Linked DNA regions of Homo sapiens: region 1 is linked to region 2. Evidence: chromatin contacts called from ENCODE Hi-C data. All regions are on one chromosome and are shown on one strand. The core of a region is the stretch at or near the end of the contact, and the rest is flanking DNA. Distances in the headings are between cores, read along the strand shown.

Region 1 (3,266 bases), core at 374-2,873, 210 kb after region 2:
TAATTGAGAATGTGACAGGCAGGGTCCCTCTTGCCTGGGGCTTAATGACAGATGATAAAATAAGATGGGATATTGCAGATTATAATTAGTGTTTCTGAAAGGAAGAGAGATAGGCTGCCATGTGGAGAAAAAGATGTTACAGGGTTAGAGAGGTGTCATCCAAGAGAGCCTCTCTGAGGTAACATTTAATGATAACATTTAAACCTGAGCTCTGGGATGAGAAGCAGCAGCATTTCTAGACCAGGGGCCTGAAACTTCTAGGCTGAGAAGACAACAGGCTTAAGGTGGGTATAGCTTGATCCTTTGGAGGGAGGGGCTCAGGGAAGGCTGATGTGACTGGAGAAAAATGCCTGGGGAAATTATGTGAGATATGAGGGTGGTCACACAGCTGTCCACAGGGCAAAGTGAGGGGTTGGAATATTATCCTGAAGGGCCTCTATAGGAGTATCCAAATCAGGTAAACATTTTTAGTATATTGCTCTGGCTGCTGGGAGATAATAGGTTGAAGGGCAGGCAAAAGTGGAAGAGGGGAGACTGGTTAGGGAGTCAATAGTCCTGATAATTATGATAAGGCTTCATCCTGGGAGTGGCAATAAGAATGAAAGACGCAGAAGAGAGATTTGGCATCTATGTTGGAGGTAGAACCAACGGGTGTACTTTCCTCTTCACACTGTACACAAACAATACCCAGCCTAGAAAAATGCTGATGACTTAGTAAATGTCTGAAGGCAGGGAGATGGGAAGAATTGAGGTGTATGGCCATCTGTTTACCTGCTCCATCTCTGTTTTCAATATTTATGAAATATCATGAAAGACAAAGAATATTTTGATGCACAAAATCTCATAAAGAAGCTTTTTAGTCACTGGAGAAAAATAAAGTGCTTCTTTGTTGACATCATCCTGGCTTGCAGTTTTGCCATGTCATAGATAAGACATGCAAGATTAAGTACTAATTTTTAAAAATCTTATATTTAATCTGAGTGATAATAATGATAGGTATGATTTCCCACAGGCAGATTATGTGTCAGGTCTTATGCTAAGGACTTTATGTACCCAATCTTGTCTAACCCTTACAGCTGCTCTTGTAAGATTGAGATGGGGCTATTTTCCATATTTTACGGGGGTCCTTGGTGTACAGAGGTCTAATGGCTTTGCCCTGGTCACCACATTAGTAGTTAGGGGAGTTCACATTTAAAATTTGATCTGTGTATCTCAAAGCACAGGCTTTTACCCAACACGTGGTGCTCTTGCCTCTATTCTTTATTTATTTTCTTTGGATTTTATAAAAGATTCCACAACCATTTGGTTTTCCATCACCACTGAAATCAACCTTTCCTTCGTGGTGCATAAAAAAACAACTGTCATCTGCTTGGAATCTAGTAAAACATGGAGCACATTGCATAATGAAAGAAGAAATAATTGAGAAGTCCAGCTATCAAAAAAAGTCAGAAACAAAGATGAAGATAATATGTTTTGGATGAGAGCAATTGCCTACAAATATAACTGTTGAGGTGGTGATGTCATAAAGAGAACAGAACAAAGATTGTCTAGGCCTTGGCATGAGATCCAAGTGAAGTGCCCTGAAAAAGCCACTGACAAAGATAAGTCTCTATTTTTAAAAGCATTACAACTAGTTACCATTCTCTGTATTTAACCCAGCGAACTACATATCGGAAACTAAAATTTATTGGAGAGATTCTCAGAACCATACTAGAAACATTACCGAGGTCTCATCTAGTTTTCTCTACTGCCTTCCAAGGTAGGTTTTCATCATTTCTAGGTTTTAGATATGAAAACAGAGGCTGAGAAAGGGTCAGTAAGTGGCCCTGGGAAATTGCAGGGAGGGACTGACTAGAGTCCAGGCCAGCTTTCAAGGCAAGACTGTGCTCTTTCTGCCACCCCTCATTGTACCCAACTGGGCTCAGCCTGAAAGATAAACAACAAGAGTGCTCATTGTGTCCTTCTTCGGACCTTGCAGACCACTCACATTCAATTTTTAAGGGGAACATATTTTCCTTTACTTATTTTGTCTTAATCTTTGTAGTTATGTTAGTATTTAGAAAGAGTAGCCCTTTATTTTCTTACCAGAAGCCATTTGTTGTCCTGGACACCAATAACCCTTTAATGGGTTTTATAGAATCTATAGTATTCTGCTAAAAACATTTCCTATAAAGACAATGTTCCCTTTCTGTCTGCTAAAAAAAAATGTATCTATGGAGGAGCTGAATTTTTATTTTGCTTGGCTCATTATCACAAAAGATGTGCAACATTTTTCATTTTTTGCATACTGCTTTTGAGATGGCTCTTTGCATCCAAGCAAGGCTTTTTATGATGTGAAAAAATTTGTATCTATATATTTAATAACATCTTTGTTTAAGAGACTCAGTTCCTAGATTATTTTTGTATACTTTTTACATTCATTGGGAATATTAGAAAGTGAAAGTGATAGAAGTTATTTTAATTTGGTTGTAAGTCCAAGGCCCTTGAGATAGAAAACAGATTTTTTTTTAAAGTTTTCTGTCAGTAATGAATGCTGATGCCTTGTACTAGTTTTTATCATAATTTTTAGGAAATTAGGTACAAGCCTTCCCACAGTAAACATCTGAGGACATTTATGTTTACCATTAGTGTGACAATTTTTTTTTCAGGGAAAAACAACTACTAAAAAGAAATAGCTCCCTGCAACAACAAATATTTCTTCCCTGTCACATCTCACTCTAAAAAGGAGCATTGTATTATACCTTGAATCAATTAATCTGTTCAAATTAATAATCTGAATTTGGTGCCTAGTTTTTCCACTATCCATAAAAAGGGAGTGGAATGATGTAGGTTGCACTGGGCCTCAGCTCACCTCCAGGCTCTGGTTGGAAGCTCTCTCGCTTTTTATGTTGATGCTACAGTAATCAACTCAAGTGGAAAAAATAGTTGACCAATTGCCACATTTGTATTTTGTCAAAATAAGTAAATTTTAGTTTGTGTATTATAACAAAAGGGATTTAAATGTTTGTTTCTTCACAAAGGCATTATGTTTGCTCCAGTTTCGCTGGATGTTAATAGTAAAAATTATTCTGTGATTATTGTCATTTATTTTATATGACATTAAAAACTTCTGTTCTCATTAAAGTCAGTTGAGGCCTTTGTGAGCACTCTTGGTATTCATTTGAATGTTAAATGAGAAGTTATTTTTTCAAATAAAATTATGGCTTTTTTTAAAGACAGAATCTGCTTTATAAATATTAATATATTATTACTAGCAGAGATCCATG
Region 2 (3,422 bases), core at 741-3,240:
ATCCCGATTTTGCAGATGGGAAAACTGAAATTTAGAGAAGCCAAGTACTTTGTCTCTAGCTTATGCATCTGAAGGTAGTCCTATTGGGTAACAAGACAGTCTGATTGCACAGCTTGTGTTATTAGCCACTGAGATAAACATTACAGTTTAAAACATTTGGAAGTATATATGGGATGGCTACAGATAAAGCTGAAGAAGTAGACTGAAGATTAATTGTAAAGAAATTGGTTTATCAAATCAGGAGTTTGAACATTGAGGATTATAAGCAACTGAACAATGTCCAAAGCTTTAAGGAAAGGTGTCAAATGACCACACTCATGCAGAGTAAAGGGTGGATTGGGGGAGAGGGAGATTGGAGGCCCAGGAGCTAAAAAGGAGGCTACTGTCTCCAGCTATGTTAGAAATAATGAAGATAGGAAATTAGACCATGATAGTGAGATGGAGAAAAATGATAGAATCAAAAGATATTTTTCCATTAATATCAATCAGACATGTTCATGCCCAAGTCAGTATATTTTCTTGTAATCACCTGACAGGTTCTTCCCGCCTGCTGCACAGATAGAACCAATTCACTGAGACAGTGCTATTGCAGTAGAGAAAGAGTTTAATAATTGCATGGCTAGCCAATCGGAAGGACATGGAGTTTGTTACTCAAATCAGCATCCCCCACAATTTGGAGGCTGGGGATTTTTTTAGGATAGTTTGGCAGAGAGGGCTAGGGAATGGGGAATGTTGATTGCTTGGGATGGGGATAAAATCATAGGAGGTCAAAGCTGTCTTTTTGCACTGAGTCAGTTCCTAGGTGGGGTCACAAGACCAGTTGAGCCAGTTTCTTGGCATGGGTTACTAGTCTGGGTGGTACTAGCTGGTCCATCAGAATGCAGGGGCTGAAAAATACCTCAAAACACCAATCTTAGGTTTTACAATAGTGATATTATCTTACAGGGGCAATTGGGGTGGATACAAGTCTTGTGACCTCTGGCTACATGACTCCTTGTGGTTAGTTTTACAAAGGTGGCAGTGGAGGGTGTTTAGTTTCAGGAAGGGGCTGTGATCATCTTTGTTTTAAAGTTGAACTATAAATTAAATTCCTCCCATAGTTAGCTTGGTCTATTTCCAGGAATGAACAAGGGCAGCTTGGAGGTTAGAGGCAAAATGAAGTCAGTTAGGTCAGATTTCTTTCAGTGTCATAATTTTTGTAAAGGTGATTTCACTCTGTTGCATTGCCATTCCTCTCCTTTGACTCAAGTGCCAAAAGTAGAACTTGTCCCAACCCAAGTGATTACAATAACAATTTCAATCCACCACCCTAATCTTAGAAAGAGTCTGGTAAGTCCATGCTGGGGGTATTTAAATAATTATGTGTAGAAGACATTAAAATATGGTTTAAAGTGCTAAAGACTAAACTAACATACTTTAAAACAAACTATACAAAATTAGTAAAGAATATTTTGTCAAAACGCTTTGATACAATCTCATTTATCTTTACTAAGGTGTCAACACCTTTGGGTTAAATTCACCCCAGGGTTACTGTCATTATAGCCAAAGGTCTACATCTCGGCTTATTCCATAAAGCCTGGTTATTTTTTTTAAACTCTTGATTATTTCTTAATAATAGTTTTAAGTTTCTTACCAAGTTAATGCAACAACGTTTTGCACCCATTTGAAAGCAAGGCATCAACCAAAGTTTCCCAGTTGCTTTTGTATGGGACAGAGGAAGTCAGCTCTATGTCTCCTTGTGACTTTTGGCCCTCATCTAAATTAACTGGGACGTTTAACTGAAAATCTGCCCAAACAGTTATGAATATCCAGCAGGATATTTTTGGAATTTCATGAGAAAATATCAATTACCAGAGGAAAATTTATTAACACAAGCTGTACTTCCCTTAAGTGAATTTCTTTTATCTTGAAGAATTACTTCATGCAGGTATCTGGTGTCACCACAGACCATGCATTGTAACTTGCTTATCTTTAGGGATGTTTGGCCTGTCTGTGTGTACTTGGCAGCTTTCCCTACGCATTGGCCAGGGCCATGTCATACAACTGCCATTAGTCAGGCAAAAGCAAACATAAACAATGTTTGTGAATCATTTTTCCACTTTTAGCCAGTTATTTAAAAGCACAACATCATAAACTTGGGAAAAATGAGAGATAAGCTGACATATTTAATGCATTCTATAGCACACTAAAAGATTCCACTAGATCGTAAAAAGAATCCTAAAAATTCTGTTTAATTAGTTATACATTGCGTGATGGACATGGAGGTTACCTGAAAATGGTATAGGGGCCAAGGGAAAACTTTCCCTTCACCTTGTAAAAGTTTGTTGAAAAATAACTAACAAAAAGCAGATTAATAAGAGAAAGGTCATAGAAATTTATTAGTGTGCACAGGGGAGAGTCACAGAGTAATTACTCCAACCCTTCAAGGGGGCATGGAAGCTCATATACCATCTTGAGGTTACTGAAAGAATGAGGGCTCAGAGCATGACCCCAAAAAAGGTTATGGTGCTAAATCAGGTTTTAGGAGGGCAGGAGAAGAAGACCTGGCTAGGAAAAGTGGTTTTGTTATGTAGAAGAACCTCACACGTAGCAGCCTTCAGGGAGTATAGATGGCAAATATTTCCTTTAGGCCTGTAAAAGTATCAGACTGTCAGTGAATCTTTCCTGGATCTGCACAAAGGAGGACCTTGGAGAAAGCCTGGTTGCATCAGTGCAGATTTTCTCTCCAAATGCAAATCTCCCTGACAGAAGACATCTTCATCGATTCGTGTATTTCTAGCTCTTCTTAACAGCCATCTTTAAATATTTCAAATAAATATATTTTGGGGTGAAATATTTTGATTTCCTTCAATGGCAAATATTTTTTCCTAATGTTTTCCCAGGTACCTGAACACAAAATAAAACAAATCCTAAATCATGTGGGAATAATGTTATGTCTTCTTGTGATTGACTTTCAGCTTGATATTTTGCATCATTGCTAGATAAAAGAATGCTTGGAATGTTAATATGGAATGTTGAGCACTAAATTAGAATTCAGTGTTGTAAGATTTGAAACAAACATAGCAATTAAGAGGTTTTAAATTCTTGTATTTCATCACTTCTGAGAGACCATTTCTTTATAGAGTGTTCTACAAAACAGCAGCCCAAATGACAGGGAGATGGAGAAGGAAAATGGAAAAATAGGAAAAATTATCCTTCTTCTTTTGGTTCAAAGGCATGTTTGAAAAAAATGTTAGGGGTAAATAGTGATAAAAAAATGCTGACAGTGTGAACTTACCAGTGTTGACTAAACAGTACAAACACATCAGTATCGTGATTTTAACTTACGGCTAAAATATGAAAAACAATAGGAGGAAAAAAACCCGACCTATTCTCAGTACCCATGTGACAGTAGGTAGGTAGGCAGACATGAACAGGGCACA

The links. A loop is a pair of places that touch in the nucleus more often than their neighbours do. Pooled maps may share reads with other maps.
Region 1: a loop to region 2 is called in a map of heart left ventricle, with 4 times the contacts of the local background. The contact joins the promoter of LINC02502 here to the enhancer-like site in region 2. A Hi-C loop is called at or near these places in 2 of 168 maps with a recorded cell type or tissue (heart left ventricle and prostate gland) and 2 of 50 pooled maps.

Annotation. Positions count from the first base shown.
Region 1 is chr4:119,937,917-119,941,182 of GRCh38, forward strand. LINC02502 (long intergenic non-protein coding RNA 2502) reads left to right here and starts at 1,624. Exons shown (of 2, transcript NR_121639.1): 1 at 1,624-1,759.
Region 2 is chr4:119,728,286-119,731,707 of GRCh38, forward strand. No RefSeq gene overlaps it. Among named protein-coding and RNA genes, the nearest start is that of LINC01365, 75 kb to the right of the region's middle. Within about 2 kb of position 1,991, at least 12 of the 41 ENCODE cell types and tissues checked have a DNase peak (open chromatin) inside an H3K27ac peak, as active enhancers do; they include heart left ventricle, where a contact is called at or near this core.